Linked DNA regions of Mus musculus: region 1 is linked to region 2. The links are chromatin loops, found by intact Hi-C in ENCODE. Cell type or tissue: gastrocnemius. All regions are shown on one strand. Each heading gives the region's core, and the rest is flanking DNA. Links, peaks and the distances in the headings are about the cores only.

Region 1 (9,293 bases), core at 2,330-4,829, 110 kb after region 2:
GATCCTCTTCAGTACCTGAGAGTTAAAGAAAAACAGAAAACCAAACACTAAGATTTGCTCAGGGCCAGAGAGGTTAAACAGCTTCCTCCTGCCCACACTGCTATTACATGGCACCCATCTGGGATTAGCCTGGCCTCTGTCTCTCAGATTTTGTACTCTCTTGGCCCACTCCCTTCCTGACCTCCCCATGCTCCTCTTGCACACATCTTGCCTGGGTTTGCACACTGACTATGAATCTGTCTAGCAGGACAAAGAGGCATGTTTTGAAGATAACCCCTATGTCATCCAGTGACTCTGCAAAACCAGGGTCAAAGTTTATAGATACAGATAGATCAGAAAAGAAAAGCCAGGCTCACTGTAATCATTCCCTAAGGAGAAAGCCACACTTCTGAACCTGGTACTGAGCTTCATCCAATCCCGTCTCCAGCCTCGATACAGGCATGGACAAGGTGCACTGGCATTTACATACGCTGTTGGCCTTCTAGCAGGAGCGTGAGCCCCTAGAATATCTCTAAAGACATCAATGAGGTCCAGAGCTGCCTGTATCCAAGGGAAGTCAAGGGAGACCCTGGCACAGCTCTGCTAGTGCTGAAGCCCTGAGCAAGTATAACTCCACAGTTTCACATTTGCTTAGCCAAGCAATGGGACTGATAGTCCCCTCCACCACGGAGGAACGCTGATCACTATAAGCCTGATCAACAGATGTAGGGTGCTCGGCACTGACACTGGCAGAAAGCAATTGCTCAATTCCTGATTCTTATCCTCAGCCCAAGAAAACATCAAGGCAAAGTTGACAGCCAAGGGGAAGAAGGACCAGGGCATCACCTCAAAGCGGGCCACAAAGTCCTTCAGGTTTGGGAAGGCGTCCAGGCACGTGGGTTCGAATATAAGGTGCAGGTCCAGGATATCGTAAGCCAGGAAATCTACAAAAGTAATCTGCAAAGGGCCACGAATGAGAGATGGCATGGAATTCTGTCCCCGAGAAGAATGACAATGCTCAACTTTTCCCCCTTTACCTTTTCACCAACAAACCATGTCCGCTGGCCCAGGAACTGTGAGAAGAGCTTCACCATTCCAGGGAGCTGCTCCAAGTATTCCACCTTCAGTTTCTCCTGAGGCAGAAAACAGCTGTCACCATGTAAGTTCCTGAAGAAGGACTGGCCCTTCAGTATCATGCACGGCCCTAAATAGCCAGAGGTGGGCAGCCGTCTCCACTAAGATGGAGACTCAGTCACAGTCCAGGTCTCGATTTAACATATGAGCACTTACTTACTAGACGCCTCGGTAGCCCACCCCACCCTTCAAATGCAGTGGAAGACCAGGGAAGAATAAGACTGCCCACAGTGGGGCATCATCATTCTTGATGCCTACATGGCTGGGTACCCTGCGCACCTGGCAGGTACCAATGCCAGGCAGCATCAAAGAATCAAGAACTAAAATACTCAGAGGAGATGAGAGTCCACACAATGGGTCCAGAAGAATGAAATATACTTGAGTTTTCCCCATAAATTGAGGAGAATCTGAAGCAAAAAAGGAGAGAAAATCCTTCAGGCTGACCCTGTGCTACCTAAGGAATATGCTGACTCCAGGGGGTGTGAACAGAAGCACTCTGAGAGGCTGGAAAGGGTTCTGTGACAGTCCCTCATCTTGGACTTCATTTTCTAATCCATGGGATATTCCTGTATTTCGTGACCAGCAAAGATATGAACTAGCTGGCAGAGGACACAGGTAGAAAACACTTGGAAAACACAACTCCACTATCTAGGAACTTAATGTCCACTCTGGGAAGTCTGGACTGCACCCTAAAATAGGTGGGGCCTAAGTAAGAGCATTCATTTGATAGTTCAGTGTCATGGGGACAGCTGATGACAACACATGAAACATCCTGGAGGGTAAGAGGCTAAGAAATTCAAAAGGTAAATAAGATCTGTGCAGATTGGGAACCTGAGGGAGCTGACTCCTGACCCAAACGCTGCCTGGTCCAGCCCAGGGAGGGAGTGAGATGAGACTCACAAAGTCTGGGCTGTAACAGACTCGAGCCAGCTGATTGGAGACATCCATAGCCTGGTTCTCCAAAATGTCCACGCGAATCTTCTCTTCCTCTGTCTCCCCACCTGCAGCACACACAGCACAGACGCATCTTCAACACCTCACACCAGCCAAGCCAAGGGGGTTGTCCCCCACCCCACCCTGCTGACGCCCCACTCACACAGGTTGTGCTTGCGGGCAATGTAGCGCAGGATGGCATTGCTCTGCGTGATCTTGTGTGACCCATCAATCAAGTAAGGCAACTGCTTGGACAATAAAGGATGGTCAGACAGGATGTGAGGTCCCAGCCTTCCTTCTCTGGATTAGGACTGACATGTGGCCTGCCGTTCATCATGGCTAGCATGGGAAGCCCTCTACGAACACACTGCACACTGAATGGAAAAGCTAGGACACAGCCCATCTCAGAAACGCCACCAGGAACGGAAGCAAGTGAACAGAAGGAAGCATTGACTCCAAGCCCCTCTTCCAGGTGAGGAGGTGAGATGACTTCCCCAAACCTCCCCGTCCCCAAACCTCCCCGTCCCCCTCTACCTACATTGGGAAAGTCCAGGCCCAATTTGAACTTCTCACTCAGCCACTGGCTTCGGTCATAGTCAGGAGCTGTGATTGATGAGATTGCATAAAGAGAAATCAGCCCAGTGTCCAACACACCTATTTCAGGGACCCAACCCCCTAAGACAAGGATCTGTAACCTCACACAGTGAGCCTTTATCCCTGAAAGTTTCAGGAATAAAGAGTGCTTGGAACTGAGGGGCCTACAAAGTTTAGGCAAATCTTGATGAGGAATGTGATCTAATTTCAACAGGAGGGGTATCCACCCCTTCACTTCCAGGAGGAAGGAAGGTCAAGCCCAGCTCTCTGGGGCTTACTGAAAGAGGCAGATTCTAAGTCCATCTGGGGGAGCCCCGTAGTGCGGGAGGCGTGAAATGTAATGTAGGCACCAATTGCTAGGCGCCAATGGACAGGAGACGTCTGACCGACAAATAGCATTACCGTCTCCCATGGTGTATCTCTTCTCTTCATAGCTTGAGCCTGTGTATTCTAGGAGCAGCCGAATAGCGTGAGCTAGCTGAAAAGATAGGAATGGGGGCGGGGGACTTCTGTGTGACTTCACCTCCTCCAAGTGCATATACACGGGCGCACAAACCAGCAAGGACATGTGTGCAAGACCCTGAGCCAGACAAGCAAGGGATTCCTCTCGCCCCACCCCATCCTCACCCCCCAGCTCGCCTTCTCCTAACCCTGCAATCCTTCCCACTCATCAGGTGGTTGCTCACCCCACGGATGTCCCAGTAACCCAGTGTCATAGGCATGATGCTGGTGCCTGAGACTGAGTCCACCGGCCTCCGGTGTGAGCAACTTTGACTTTATCCTAGTGCCCTCGGGTCCCTGGGCGGGGCTGGTGCCCGGCGTGATCCTGCCCCTCCAGACTCTGCCCCGCAACACACACCCTGCTCTACAGCTTTTCCCCTGACAGTCACCTACAGAAGCCAAATTACTGAGCTCCGCCCCCAACAGACCGGAAAGCGTAATAAGCGATCCCGCCTGCAGTTCCGCCCAATCGTCCAGCCCGGTGCGCAGATGCAGAGCTCTAGTAACTCCCTGCCTTTGCCGTACCGCTCTGCCTTCTTACCCTGTTGCCTTCGGTCTGTGGGAGGGTCAGGCCACTAGGAGAGGCCCCAACCCGGAAGTGCTGATTAAGCACTTCAACCCTGCTGTCAAACAAGACAGACTTCTGCGGGGCTCTGCTGATGACAGTGGTCCCCAGGTGATGTTTTTCCGTCTGGCAGAGAACATGTTGTCTTTCTGTTCAGAAGTTCCTCATCTGAATTCAAAGAGATTATTTCTATCACAGATAAACCCCTGACTCAAAAAAAGGGTGGAAAATGGAAAATTTGAAGTTTCATACATGGTCAGGATGTCTGTATTACCCAAGGACAGAGGCAGCTTTCTCTATTGAGTGACCGTCTTAGTGTGTACTTACACAGACCTAAGACTTCTGAAATGTCCGAGGGTACACAGGGTCAGCATGTGACAACTCAGGATTAGTTTATAGCAAATGCAATCAAGAGAGAGATGTCTGAGTTCTCAATAGCTGCTGTTCATAGCAAGGCACACTGTTTCTTCACACAACATTGGTTGTCGTATGTGTCCAAAGACTGTAGTCTGCGGAGGGGGGCTTAGGGAAGTGGGCTCTCATTTTGTACAACAGACATCACACACTCACTGCATTTTGTTATTACATTAAGACTTCTACAAGATCACCAAATAAGAATTTTAAGCTCCATTATAAGTCTTCCTGAGTATATAGGGTCCATCTTTAACTAAAATGTGCTAAAGTGGCAGGTGACCATACTTACAATTCTTACTAATGTTAAGAATGTACTGTGGCAATGCATTGTGACAAAAATAATTCTCACATTCTAAGAGACTGGGACTTTCACTGGACCTCACAGCAAGAGTTAATAATACATCTTGAAGTCCCTTAAGCTTGCTATTCTACTATGTACTCTGTCTGTCTGTTTAGCCTTCCTTTAAGAGAATGATGTAAGAAGAAATACTTGTCTTGGATTTTCCATGTAATAAACTTCTATGACCTAAGATAACACGCAGCTGTAATCTGTTTTTTGGGTTTTTTGGTTGATGATGGTGGTGTTTTGAAGGTTTGGGGGGGTGGGGGGGGCAAGTTTTTGTTTGGTTTTTATTGTTGTTTCTCAGAGACAAGGATGTGTCACTCTCTGCATATCCCCAGATGTCCTAGAACTCACTGTATAGACCAGGCTGGCCTTGAATTCACGGAGATCCACCTGTCTCTGCCTCTGTGTGCTGAAATTAAAGGCGTGTGTCATCACACATGGACCTGTAATCCTTAATTGTGTACTTGTCTTAGTGACTTTTCTACTGCTGTGGCAAAGCATGTGTTTTGCATGTTGGTTTATTGTGTTGCTTAACTTGCCATTTCCCTTGCTTGTCTTCTGACTTCCCTACTCATTATCAAGCATAGAACTATTTCTACATATCTCTCAATGTGTTTGTCTCTTTGATTTTTGGTGTTTGAGATTAGGGGTCTCACTATGTAGCCCAGGCTGCCCTGTAACTCACAGAGTTCCTTCTGCCAATTTTTGCTGTATGTATTTTTGTCCCAGTCCCACTATGGAAGTGATCATTTATAAAAAGGAATCCCGTAACCCTCCTGGGAGTTCTCCCAAATTATCTGTGCTTGCCTCGTTTTGAAAGGGTTATCTAGTTATCCTTGAATAAGCGTGATTTCTTGGCAGATAGTTTTAAATATCTGGAACACTCTAAGGACTAGTTGGAATCAGAGTAAGTTAGTGTACAGGAGAAGGTGTCAGCCTCATGTCACTAGAGACATGGTGGAACTCATATGGCTCCAGACGTGTGAGCATCCTTTGTGTCTCAAGATGAACAAAGTTCTGGGCGTTGGGTTCTTGTTTTTTGTTTCATCTTGTTGCTTAAAACAACAACAACTTATTTTTGACTATTTAATACCTCCGTACAAGATAGACTTATTGAATAGAATTTAAACAGTTCCTGCTAGACAGGTTTAGATAGCCCTGAAGAAAGCAAGAAGCTGTGGCAGCCTGAGTAACCCCAAAATAAATTATAGTTGATTGGCCTTGCTGATAGGCTTGTAGTGACCTCAGGAGGACCCAAAAGTTTTGCAAGACTGGAGACTGGAATCCAGACCATGAGCAAAGGTAACTACCAGAGGGGCCTCTTAAAGGGAAGTTCCCTTCTGACTTTTTTTTTTTTAAAGCAGCTGTGAAATTTTTGTTGTCAGAGTCATGTGAGGGTCATAAGTTAGCAACCTTCAGATCCAGAGCTGCAGCGGTGATCTGGGAGAAGGGCAGGGAAGTATTATAAACTCTTAAGTGACAGGTAGAGAGTACCTGGCATCAGACATAGAAGGATCAAGATGGGAGAAATAACGCTTTTGACTTGAGAGCTTCAAAGTGGAAAGAAGAGAAGGACTAATGGGCAGGAAAGGGCTCTGGATCTGAATGTTAATCTTTACCAGTGTCTGACATGGAAGCTGTCTACCTGTGACTCAGCATCTTCTAGAGGACTCCCAGGGATCTCATTTTAAGATTTCTATGGTTGGCTGGCAAGATGACTCAGCAATTAAGAACACTTAGTGCTCTTGCAGAGGACCTGGGTTTGGTTTCCATCACCTATATCAGGTAGCTCACTACCTCCTGACCCACACCCCTTCTGGATTCCATGAGCACTTGCACACATGCAATACATACATACATACATACATACATACATGGAGAATAATTAATAATTTTTTAAAATTTTCTACTGAGTGGTGGAGGCATGCATGTTTAATCCCAGAACTCAGAAGGCAGAGGCAATCAGATTTGTATGAGTTCGAGGCCAGCCTACCTACAGAATGAGTTCCAAGACAGCCAGAGCTACACAAAGAAACCCTGTCTCAAAAGAAACAAAAACAAACAAAACCATTTCCGATAGAATGGGTGCTCAGTGCTTTGGAGTGAATATGTACTCTTCAAGCTGATCAATACTAACCTTTGGATAAATATTTTAGAGTTTCACAAAACCCTTCTTATGTTGACTAAAGGAAAATTCTTCTCAGGCCTTTAAAAATAGTCTCATGCTATAGACAATAGCTAGGGAGTTTGACATTGAAGCTAGTACCTCTTGATAGCATTGTCGGTGCTAAGTGAATCTCTTACACTCCTTGATTGAAGTTCATCACAATTACATCGCGCCTAAGATTGGAGGTGAAACTTTCAAACACATGGGCCAGCATCTTATTAACTCCTCAGGAGGTCATCCCCAGGCCTGGAAGGGACTGATCTGGTATTCTTTAAAGCCACTGGTAAAGTGTTAAGCTAAGGGAGAAAGGGGGCTTGGTTTGTTTAGTTTTACAATTTTAGTAGCTCTAGTTTTCCCCTGAAAATGAATATATACATATATATATATAGCACAGTTAAAGCAATACAAGAAAGGAAAAGCTTCAATTTGCCCTGCGTGGAGAAGGGAGCTGGGAAGTCATCAGAGCATATTCCACTGTGGGAGGCAGTCCATCCATTTAGAGGTTGGCAAGGTCTCCAAGATCTTGGCTCTGTTCCACATCGCACACTACACTGATTAGCAGCACACAGCTGGCAGGAAGACATAGTTTTCAAACCTCTTTGGTTACATCTGTGAAGTCACAGCACCGATGTTGGTTTATAATTGCTGCTGATTTATGTGCCATGAGACACTTTTGCTCAGCTACCTTTGAAATTACCTTTATAATATGAGCAGACATCCTGACCAGATAATGAGCACTCAAAGCTTCCTGGTTTTCTGCCTTTTTTTTTTTTTTTGAGTCACTTATTTGTAATAATTAGAAGCAATCTCTTCAAGTTCCTCCAAAGCCTGTCTTTTCCAGGTGATTAGAGTCTTGGTTACTGTTGCTGTGTTGAGCACGCTGCTTGCCTAAAGCTCTTCTCTGAAGTTCTAGATCCCATGCTCAACAGATATTTATTTAAATTGTATTAAAGCTAAAAGTTTAATTATTGTTTTATAGGTTTGGGGTTTCTTTTTGGAAGGGGTTGTTTGGTTTGGGGGGGTGTTTGTTATTGTTTTGACTGTGAGTTTTGTTTTAGTCTTGGGTTTGTTTTGTTGAAACAGCATCTCACACTACAGCCCAGACCGTGCTGGAACTCACTATTATGCCCAAGCTGATTTCACACCCCCCCCCCGGGCAATATTTCTGCCTCATGCTCCTGAGAGCTGGGGCACAAGGTGCAAGCACACCACAGGGGGCTTCAGTGTTTCATTTGGATCTGTTACTGCAGTTTTATAATTCTTGCCAAAGCCAGAAACCTCTACATTTCCAATGCATTCAATGTTGACAGAACCTCACAATGATTTTGGATACCAGAAGTGATTTCATTCCAGAGTGGTCTATATTTTAAGGGTGAATTTAGGTCTACGCTAACTTATTTAAAGATTTTTAGAAATATGTGTCTGTGAGCACAACTGCAAGTGGCCCAGGAGGCCAGAAGCATCAGATCTTCTCTGTAGCTGGAGTTACAGGAGGTTGGGAGCCACCCAGTGTGGGTGCTGGGACCCAAACTCAGGTCCTCTGCAAGAGCAGTGCATGCTCTTAACCCCTAAGCCATCTCTCCAGCCTCCGTCATCACATTTTTTAGAAAGATTTATCAGAAGAGGGCATCAGGTCCCATTACAGATGGTCGTGAGTCACCATGCAGTTGGTGGGAATTGAACTCAGGACCTCTGAAAAGAGCAGTCAGTGCTCTTAACCACAGAGCCATCTCTCCAGCCTCTGTCACCACATTTAAAAACATGAGAAAATAAAACCAGGTCAGGACTCTCCAAGCGACTTTATAACAAAAACAGTTAAGAATAAAGGAAGAGCATGGAGAGTTAACAAAACAATGCCGGGAGAAAAAGCTCTAGGAGCCTGGGTGCACAATAACTAAGTCACTTAGCATGCAAAATCCGCATCCTAAATCCACCCCTGTAGCATGCTATGTGCACTGGCTGGTTCTGTGTATCCGCTTGACACAAGCTGGAGCTATCACAGAGAAAGGAGCCTCCCTTGAAGAAATGCCTCCATGAGATCCAGCTGTAAGCGTTTTCTCAATTAGTGATCAAGGGTGGAAGGGCCCAGCCCATTGTGGGTGGTGCCATCCCTAGGCTAAGCAAGCTGAGCAAGCCAAGGGAAGCAAGCCAGTAAGTAGCATCCCTCCATGGCCTCTGCATCAGCTCCTGCTTCCTGACCTGCTTGAGTTCCAGTCCTGACTTCCTTTGGTGATGAACAGCAATATGAAAGTGAAAGCTGAATAAACCCTTTCCTCCCCAACTTGCTTCTTGGTCATGATGTTTGTGCAGGGATAGAAACCCTGACCATGACACTATATTTGTGACAGATTGCAGTCAATTTTCACACATAAACTAAAAACATACATGATATATTAAAGCTTACTTTCTTTGTATTTGAGACAGGGTCTCTGTAGGTAGCCCAGGCTGCCTCACAGTCTCCCTCTTTGTGCCTCTGCCTCTCAAGTGCTAGAATTATACAATGTGCCACCATGCCCTACTAAAAGCTTTGGATAAGTTTTTAAGTACACAGTGTAGTTCTGCAAGCATATTATCCTATAGCGGACACATAGAACATATTTCCCTTGAGTCCCTGAGGTGATGAACCCATTCTTTGCAGTTGGCATTTTCTGCTCCAGTAG
Region 2 (9,293 bases), core at 2,413-4,912:
TTAAGATAAAATCCTGAATAGGGCTCACATACACTCTCAAATCTAGCACCAAAAACATCTCTGGGGTTTGGCATGTGCTCAGATGCGGATGGACCTGAGTGAAACTTTCTGAAGACCTGGTATTGTCTACACGCGGCTATTTCACACAAATCCCACCATGCCTCCCTCTCTGAATGTCTGCGGCTTACACACTCCTGCCACGTTCTGCCTTTCCCCAGCATTCTGGACTGAGTAACCTAGGCAGCACAAGGACCCGAGGCTCTTCCTTTTGACACAAAATAGGAAATGTCTACTCCCTGCTGGCCTTAAAGGCCACACACCCCCAGGGAGCTGGGCACAACCTCTGCTAGTAAGGGACTTAGCCTCTATAGTCTGTTTCCTTATCTGTCCCATAGGACTCATAATTCAATCTGCCCTGCAAGTTGGTTGTAATGATAATTTTTACCCAATAGATAACGTATGCTGAGCCAGAAAGCAAGCACTCAGTACATGCTACTGGCTTTTGCTGATTTTAAGCTCAGTTCCAGGGCCAAGGGCCTTGCAAGCAGAGTGGGGAAGGGAGGACCTCAAAGAAGAACGAGGATTTAGAGCGTCCGTCACCTCAAAGCGCGCTATGAAGTCCTTCAGGTTTGGGAACGCATCCAGGCACTTGGCCTCAAACACTTGGTTCCTCTCAAGCACATCGTAAGCAATGAAATCCACAAAGGTGATCTGTAGGAAGCCGAGGGTGAGTGTGCTTGGATCAGGTAACCTGGGAAGGATGGCAACCCCTCCTCCCCACCCCTCCCTTTACCTTGTCCCCTGCGAACCATGGCCGCTTGCCCAGGAACTCAGAGTAAAGCCTCATCATTCCAGGGAGTTGCTCCAGGTACCCTGGCTTCAGCTTCTCCTAGAGCGGAACACACTGTGATCACCCTCAGTCACAAGATTCCGAGCAGAGGCCGCCCAAACAGGGCGACAAAGACCCCATCTGGGCAGAGGTGCAGCCACCTTCCCGAGACTAGGCCTGGGTTAATTCTGCTTTAATTTATGATGTCACTATTATTAATTCATTATGTCTATTGATTAGAGTCCTACAGGCACCAGATCCAATATCAGAGGTGATGAGGATCTACACAGGGGCACGCTGTCCCTGAGACTCACCACAGGTGCTCAGAACAACTCTTGTGAGTCACACCCAGGACTGTGTGAGCTGGCTCTCGCATTCAGATGTAATGTGAGTCAGAGAAGCAAATAACTAAAGCATTCTGGAAGAGAAGTTGGATGTTCTGCAGGAAGAAGAACGGTAGGGCTCTGGGGCAGTTTCAGAAAGATGAAGTGTGATGGGGTGAAAGGAGATGAGGCAAGAAGAGGCTTAGCCAGCTGTAGACTGCCTTTTGGGAACACTTCCTTATTACTGTGAGTATCCCAGGCATGGCTCTGGGTATCTGGTTGGGAAGAGTCCCCAGGTGATGGCTCCCATCCATTTCCAGCTTACTCCACTTTTTCTCATTGTTGGAATGTGTACTATAGAAGCAATGATGATGTAAGACATAACCGAGTAGGAGACATAACCCAGGCCAGAAATGGGTGATCAGAGCTGAGAGATTCTAAACACAGTCTTTACTACCCAGCTACCGACACTGGACTGTGGAGTGTTTGTTCTAGTTGCTGAAGTTCATTGTAAGTGCCATTTGACAAGACTCTATGTTGGCAGGGTGTGTGTGTGTGTGTGTGTGTGTGTGTGTGTGTGTGTGTGTGTACAAGAGTGTGTGTGTACGTGCATGGAAGGTTTGGTTTTGTTTTAGTGCTTTTGATTTTGAGACAGTGTAACCAGGAAGACCGTAACCTTAGTCCTTCTGTCTCAGTCTCCATACTGTGTCACCATGACTCCGCCAGCAGTTCAGAGTATCATCTGTAGGTGAGCAGCGCTAAGACGTTAGATGCTAAGCAAACAGAGCAGATGAGAAGGCAAAGGTACAAGCTCTGGTTCCCCCACCTCATCCAGCCCAGAGCAGGACTCACAAAGTCAGCGTTGTAGCAAAGCCTCGCCAGCACCATGCGGTTGTCCATAAGCTGATTCTCCAGAATATCCACACGGATCCTTTCCTCCTCTGTCTCCCCACCTGTGAAAAACACAGCCCAGACTCACACTCAACATGCCACCCTGGCCAAGCCCAGCTGGTGGCCATCGGTCCCCACCCCTGCAGCCGGCCCCACTCACACAGGTTGTGCTTGCGGCCAAGGTAGCGCAGGATGGCATTGCTCTGCGTGATCTTGTGTGACCCATCGATCAAGTAGGGCAGCTGAATGGACAAGCATGGAGAGTCAGATGGGATATGAAATCCCAGAATCCCTTCCTTGGGTGAGGACAGACACGAGGCCTGGCACTCAGTGTGCCTGCCATGGAAAACCTTCTATGAAAATGCTGCTCACTGAACAGAGAGCTGGGATACAGCCCATCACAGAAAGATGGTGTGGACAACCAGGAATGCGAAGATGAAAGCCAAAGGACTGATCCCATCTGTATAAACAGGGACACCACCACCATCTCCACACCTCCCCTCTCCTGTACTTACGTTAGGAAAGTCCAGGCCCAGCTTGAATTTCTCATTCAGCCACTGGCTTTGGTCATAGTCAGGAGCTGTGGTGGACAAGATAATATGAAATCAAAGGACCCATGTGTTCAAACCCCTTTCCCAAGATTTTCCCAAGGGGTCAGAGACAAGACTCTCCAAAGCAGTGGACCTGCAAGCTGACTCACAAAGTCATACTGCAAGCTTGCAAGGATGAAGATGTTTGTAAGGGCTGTGAGCTTCTTCATCGCTAAAGCTTGTGAAAGATTTAGCCAATTGCTAGAAGAATGGAGCCCAGTTATAAATACAGAGTACACTCAAATCTTTCCTTAGCATCTTCCATTGGCAAATCAAACCACACCATCAAGGGTTTTGGAAGGGGCATGTTACAGCTCCAACAAAAAAGTGTCAGAGCTGAGTGATGAGGTTGGTTGCTGGGCAACAATGGACAGGAGTTGGGCAGGGATCTGACTAGAAAGGATGCAGTCACCATCACCCATGGTGTATCTCTTCTCCTCATAGCTTGAGTCTGTGTATTCCAGGAACAGGCGAATGGCATGGGCTAGCTGTAAGAGACAAGAGATGGTAAAATTCTTTACCCCTTCTACACGAGTCCTCATTCTCTGACCTAGTTTCACTATGTCCATGGATGGACCAGAACACACACACACACACACACACACACACACACACACACACACACACATACACAGCTGCAAGAGCATGCCTCCATTGACTGCACGGATCCTTGTCCCTCCTCCAAGTCCTACTCTGCATTCGGACCCCTCTCTCACCCCACGGATGTCCCAGTAACCCAGTGTCATGGGCATGGTGCCGAGGTCTGAACGGACAGGCTCAGTGTCAATCTAGCCTTGGCTGTTCAGAGAGCTGCCAGAAACGGATTGGCTTCGCTTTGTCAGGTCTTCAGACTGCCCTTCCCCACCTCCCAGTTCCAGCCAATACCGGCATCCAGGAACAAGGCCAGGGCCGCCCCCAGAGCCAAGGCTGCCTGAGCTCCATTGTTATGGTGGTGGCTTGGCTGAGTGCCAAGAGCGAAAGGCGGGGCTGGGTTTGCTAGCTTCTTATTGGTGGTGCTGGGTTTCCGCTGTAGGACTGCTATTTTCTACCCTCTAGTCTAGATGGCAGCAGCATTCCCCAGTGGTGACAGTTCGGAAGGCCTAGGACCTTGACAACTGTGTCCTGAGGGCAAAATTATCTTTTATACTGTGAATACTTAAAGAACGAAGAACTGGAAAACATGATAATACAAATATATTCATGAATGCAAAACAAATTTTTCTGATGAAATTTATTTCATTTAAGTGTGTGTGTGTGTGTGTCCTGGATCACATAGTAAATGATGTATCTGGAGTTTTTTTTCTGTTTTTTATTCTGATATAACATTAATCTTTGAAAAAATTCACAAAAGAAATGAGTGCCCACTTAATCACCTGTATACTGTAGCTGCTTCCTTGTTCGGGTGCCCTCCGCTAAACTCCGCCTTCCTTGGCTTGCCTTTCCCTCTCTCCTGATCTTCCCACCCCCTACCTTTGACTCTTTCCAGCATGAGTACAAAATCTTATAACCAAGAGTCATTTCATTTTCTTTCCCACTAACACCATGCCGGGGATGCGTGAGACCCTGGAGTAGCTGTGATTGATAATCACCTCTGCCGTGCTGCTTCCTGGCCAGGCTTGCACTTGGACCTGTGACTTCTGACAATTGACGGAACATGTTTCTCTTTACAGAGCCTTGAAAGCCTTGTGCCCAATTCCCGAGGAACAAGTGTTCTTTGTCTTATGTTTCTTTTTTATCCTTTTCTCTTTTGCGATGGCTTTAGAGGTTGGCCTTGGGACCCTGTGTAACCCAGGCTGGTCTTGGATTAGGCTCAGTTCTCCTGTCTCAGCTCCCGAGTGCTAAGATTAAGGACATGGAGTGCCACACCTGTCTCTTTTAGGAAGCACCGCCAACTCACTCAGATCTCAACTCTTTTAAACACGTTTTATGTTTATGTTGGTTTCATTTGGTTGTGTTAAAATGTAGCTGAGGGTGAGGAAACCTGCCTTAGTTTGAGATAGCATTGCTCTGATTTTTTTCGACCAACTTTTATTAATGTCTGATCTCAGTGACATTGTGGGGTGGGCAAGTTTCCAGCCACAAGGTACCCTTCATGTTCTAGAGACCCGGTGAAGGCTGCCTGCACTGGGAGGTGTCCTTCTTAGTCCGCTTGGACCCCTGTGAACCAGGCTCTATTAGGGTCTCCAGACAGTCCTTAGAGGCAATAGTGAAAGCTGGAATGGCAGTCAAAGCAAGTGTGACTCAAGCCTTATGGGGACCAGACAGGCTCCCATATGCAGAGACCTCACTGGGGTATACTGCAGATAAGACCTGCCTCTGTTACACACGTGTTGCAAGTACAGAGCCTAAAGATGATGGGCTCCCCCAGCTCCTCAGCACAGCACAGCACAGTCACTGCTGGACAGGACAGTGAAGCCAACTTCAGGGACGGCCACTTCAGGAGGCCACTGAGTTGAAGGAAAAGGAGCTGGGGCAAGAATGGGGCAGGGATTAGGGAACAGCAAGATGGTGCCAGAGTAGCAGGGGGATGACTGCGACTGAGACTTTAGGGCTCCCATTCTGTCCCCTCTCTGCCTGTCTTCCCACAGGACACCCTGCCACTCCTTGCCTTCACAGACACGACCATTTCTCACAGGGAACATCCTTGCTGGTTTACACAGAAACGTCCTGTAACCAGACAAAGACGTCCATGACAGGCCAGTGCAGCAGGACAGAGAGCCCAGACCTGAGCCAGGGACCCAGCAAACCCAGGATCAAATGCACAAGGGGAGGAGGGCCAGCTAAGGATGCTGAGCCAGCTCTAATTGTTCTCTTGCAAGTAGAGGTCCAACCCGCTCTCTGTGGAGCCTCAGGTCAATCTCACTGAGTCCCAAAGCTGCCTCATATCCAGCCCTGCTCCATGGGGCCATGCAAAGAGACACTGGGAGTGTTTGTTCCATCTTACCAGGAGAGCCTGCTCAGATAATTTCTGCAGGGTTCAGAGACCTACTGCTGAGGGTTATCAAGAAACCAGGTACAGTGGGCCTTGGGCTGCAGCCCTCAGCTCTCCAGTTCATCCCTCTCATAGCCATAGGAAGCTTTGCACAGCCACCAATGCTATGATTCCTGCAACAGAACCAGAGCCAAAGAGAATCTGAGAAAGAGGAGCATTTGATGTAGAAAAGACTCCAGACTGCAAACCTGTTGTGCTGGTGCCTCCAGTCCCCTACTGTCTAACAGAGTAGCTTCTGTGTGTATCAAGCGGACTCTGGGGGACCCAGGGCTGTGGAAGTAAAAGTTACTGTGATTGCCGGTAGCCAGGAGGGGCCATGACTTGCATGCCTCTTGCTCTCTGCTGGACTGAGTCACTGGATGGAAAGTCACCCACACAGCTCAATGTGCTTCACACATAGATAATCACCGAGTACCAATGAGAATACATAATCCCATCTCCCAGGTAAAAAACCAGACACCCAGAGAACGGAGAAGGAGCGCTTGAGAGGGAAGGAAACTGCCCCATTTAATGTCAGGATTGCAGTCTGCCAACTAGGGAGCTGGAGAGACGGTTCAGTGGTTAAGAGCGGTTGCTAGACAACCATGAGGACCTGAGTTCTGATCCCGGTGTCCACGTAGCAAGCTAGGCATAGGTTCAGCCCACATGTAGCCATAGCATTGAGGAGTGGAGACAGGAGCATGGCTGGAGCTTGCTGGCTAAAAGTCCATCTGAAATATGAGCTGGGCTACCAGATTCAGGTAGAGACCCTAAGGTGGAAAGTGGTAGAGAATCCCTGACAGCTTGACGAACCTCCCTGTGTGTGTGTGTGTGTGTGTGTGTGTGTGTGTGTGTGTGTGTGTGTGTGTGTGTGTGTGTGTGCGTGCGCGCATGTCTTCTACATGTCTGCTCAAATCTAGCACCAACTATATCCCCTGGGTCTCTGTTTCTCCCATTGGGGATTTAAGTCACTAAGGTAGTCTGCAGAGGGAATATGAATAGTGTCTTGTGATCCTTCATCTCAGCCCTTTAATTCAACTTCCTAAGGCCCTCGGCTGACATGTTCACCCCTCCCAAGGATCCTGGAGTGGGAAACACAGCCTATGCAATGACCTGAGTCCTCTCTTTTGGTTCAAAACAGGGGTATTCACAACCTGCTAGCCTCAGACTTCAGAGACCAACAGAGAAGTCCTGCACAGCTATCACTAGTACCAGGTTCTCAAGCAAGTGACTGAATCTCTACAGTTGGCTTCCTTATCTGACCAGTGGGACAGGTAACTCTATCTGCCTTGTGGAAATGTTCTTATGATTCATTTGACCCCAGGTTGTAGGATGTGAGCACCCCGTCCTGGAATAAAGCGATCAATGGTCATAGTTATTTTTCCTTTTGGCTCTAGATTTAGGAACAAATTGTGGAAAGAGATTCAGAGAGAAAGTATCCACTTGAGAAGAGAAGTGGTGCTCTTGGGACTGGAATGCATACAGAGGTCTGGTTTCCCTGTGCTTCTGCCGCCGACTTCTTCACTAATGTCAGAACCAGCATTTCGAGGCTTCCATGAATCATGGACTGAGTCAGAATCTCAGATGTGAGACAGGTTTGGGTTTTTTTTTTTTTTTTTTTTTTTTTTTTCACTATTTTGGCTTAAGCTCACACATGGGCAGCCCACACAATAATAGCAGACATTTAGTTCTTCACCTCAGATAAACCCAGGGTTTGGCCACAATCTCCCACAACCTGCCATCAGCCCAGTCACACATACTATTCTTGGTACTCTGTAGCACAAGATGGTGCCATTTTAGATGCTCCTGTGAGTGCCTGAGCAAACTATACTTCTATGCCTCACCTGCATAGAGGACCTTCCTGCCTTGGTTTTAGCTTGCTTTCTCTCTCTCTCTCTCTTTCTCCTTTCCATACTTGAATTATAACTTCATCTAAGGACAGGGTCGTCAGGTAGAACACATGGGTAGGGAGTTTGTCTCTCCCTCCCCCGAGGGCCCTTCCAGACAGCATAGTCCTAAACAGAGGACTTCAAGTAACCACTTTCCTATCACAAATTAACTAAGCCCTCTGTTCTTCCAAAAGCCCTTATCCAGAAATGTCCTTGGGACTTTTCAAAAAGAGATACAAACCCACACAATCTCCTTTAGTTTAGTTGGGTGGTATCAGCTGACCTTGAACCCACTTTCTCCTATCACATCATTCTCCCTCCCAGTTGTTCTCACGGGGCACCTTAGAGAACAAGCCTGCAACTTCGGACCTCACCATGCTGTGCTTCCTCCCTTCCCTCGGGTGTTGATAAGGCTTTTGCCTGAAGGGTAATTTGACTCAATACTTTTCTCTTGAGCCCAACAAAAAGGAAGCACCCTGGTGAATGGAGGAACCACAGATGGAATAAGGCTGAGACCCTGAAAGACTCCCTGGAGCTGCCCAGCCCCCTGGACTCTCCCCGTGAGAGAAGATGAACTGGGGACAGGCCCTTGCAGATGTATAGTTTGGGGCTCCTTCATGTCACATTCTCTGCCTCTTAGCCATCAAGACGTGAAATCAGTCTCTGCCATACACCTTGACAATCATAATATTCTGCCTAAGCACATGAGACCACACACACATATATACATATACACATAGTGTGTAAGTGTGTGTGTGTGTGCGCGCGCGTGCACGCTCGCGTGCGCATGTGTGCCTGGGTTTGCTTGCATGTGGAGGGCAGCAGTTGATATCAGGTGTCTTCCTCAAGCTCTCTCTTCCTTACTTTTTGAGACAAGATCTCTCACTGAGCCAGGCTCTCATTGGTTTAGCTAAGCTGTCTATAGAGTAAGTTCAGAGAGTTTCCATTGCCCCAGCTCAGGGATAATAAATTCATATCACAACACTTGGCTTGATCTATGCAAAGGACTAAACTCGTGTGTTTGCGCTTGCATGGCACACAAGTACTTTATAGACTGAGTCACATCCGCATCTTTTCCTGGTTCTTTTTAGTACTTCTGTTGGCTGTCAAACGCCATGTGAATGAATCCAAACATGCACACTCAGCTAGGAACTATTGAAACGTATTGGGAAGTATTTTTCTAACTTCTGATATAGAATGATACTAGTATTAGTCTGGTTTAATATTTCTGCCTACTTAACCTTTATATACTTCTATTAACTTACCTTTTTCCTGATTTTTTGTTGCATTTATGTCTAAGTTGGTGTTTAATAAAGGTCAGTGTCTTAGTCAGGGTTTCTATTCCTGCACAAACATCATGACCAAGAAGCAAGTTGGGAAGGAATGGGTTTATTCAGCTTACACTTCCACACTGCTGTTCATCACCAAGGAAGTCAGGACAGGAACTCACACAGGGTAGGAACTTGGAGGCAGGAGCTGATGCAGAAACCATGGAGAAGTGCTGCTTACTGCCTTGCTTCCCCTGGCTTGCTCAGCTTGCTTTCTTATAGAACCCAGGACTACCAGGCCAGGGATGGCACCACCCACAATGGGTCCTTCCCCCTTGATCACTAATTGAGAAAATGTCTTATGGCTGGATCTCATGGAGGCATTTCCTCAAGGGAGGCTCCTTTCTCTGTGATAACTCCAGCTCCTGACAAGTTGACACACAAAGCCAGCCAGTAGAGTCAGCATAAAGGATTTTGATCTTACCAGATTAATAAACATTTCTCATCTATGAATGTTTATCTTATAAGCTTT

The links. Peaks named below come from ENCODE experiments on the same cell type or tissue, not always from the same donor. Only the 100,000 strongest peaks of a DNase experiment are listed, where the experiment ranks them.
Region 1: it touches region 2 in a loop (2.2-fold over the local background); 2 of 42 quality-filtered maps call a loop at or near these places.

What each region holds. Positions count from the first base shown.
Region 1 is chr3:108,041,311-108,050,603 of GRCm38, forward strand. Gstm4 (glutathione S-transferase, mu 4) reads right to left here and starts at 3,546. Exons shown (of 8, transcript NM_026764.3): 1 at 3,327-3,546; 2 at 3,043-3,118; 3 at 2,585-2,649; 4 at 2,210-2,291; 5 at 2,014-2,114; 6 at 1,017-1,112; 7 at 826-936; 8 at 1-15. The coding sequence starts at 3,362. In gastrocnemius, for the core only: no CTCF peak of the experiment used is centred there; a DNase peak (open chromatin) is centred at 3,598; H3K4me3 peaks cover 1,412 bases; H3K27ac peaks cover 1,591 bases.
Region 2 is chr3:107,928,270-107,937,562 of GRCm38, forward strand. It overlaps Gstm7 (glutathione S-transferase, mu 7), which reads right to left and starts at 3,548. Exons shown (of 8, transcript NM_026672.3): 1 at 3,350-3,548; 2 at 3,046-3,121; 3 at 2,559-2,623; 4 at 2,204-2,285; 5 at 2,005-2,105; 6 at 794-889; 7 at 601-711. The coding sequence starts at 3,385. In gastrocnemius, for the core only: a CTCF peak has its summit at 3,706; DNase peaks (open chromatin) are centred at 3,551, 4,065 and 4,730; H3K4me3 peaks cover 1,143 bases; H3K27ac peaks cover 1,957 bases.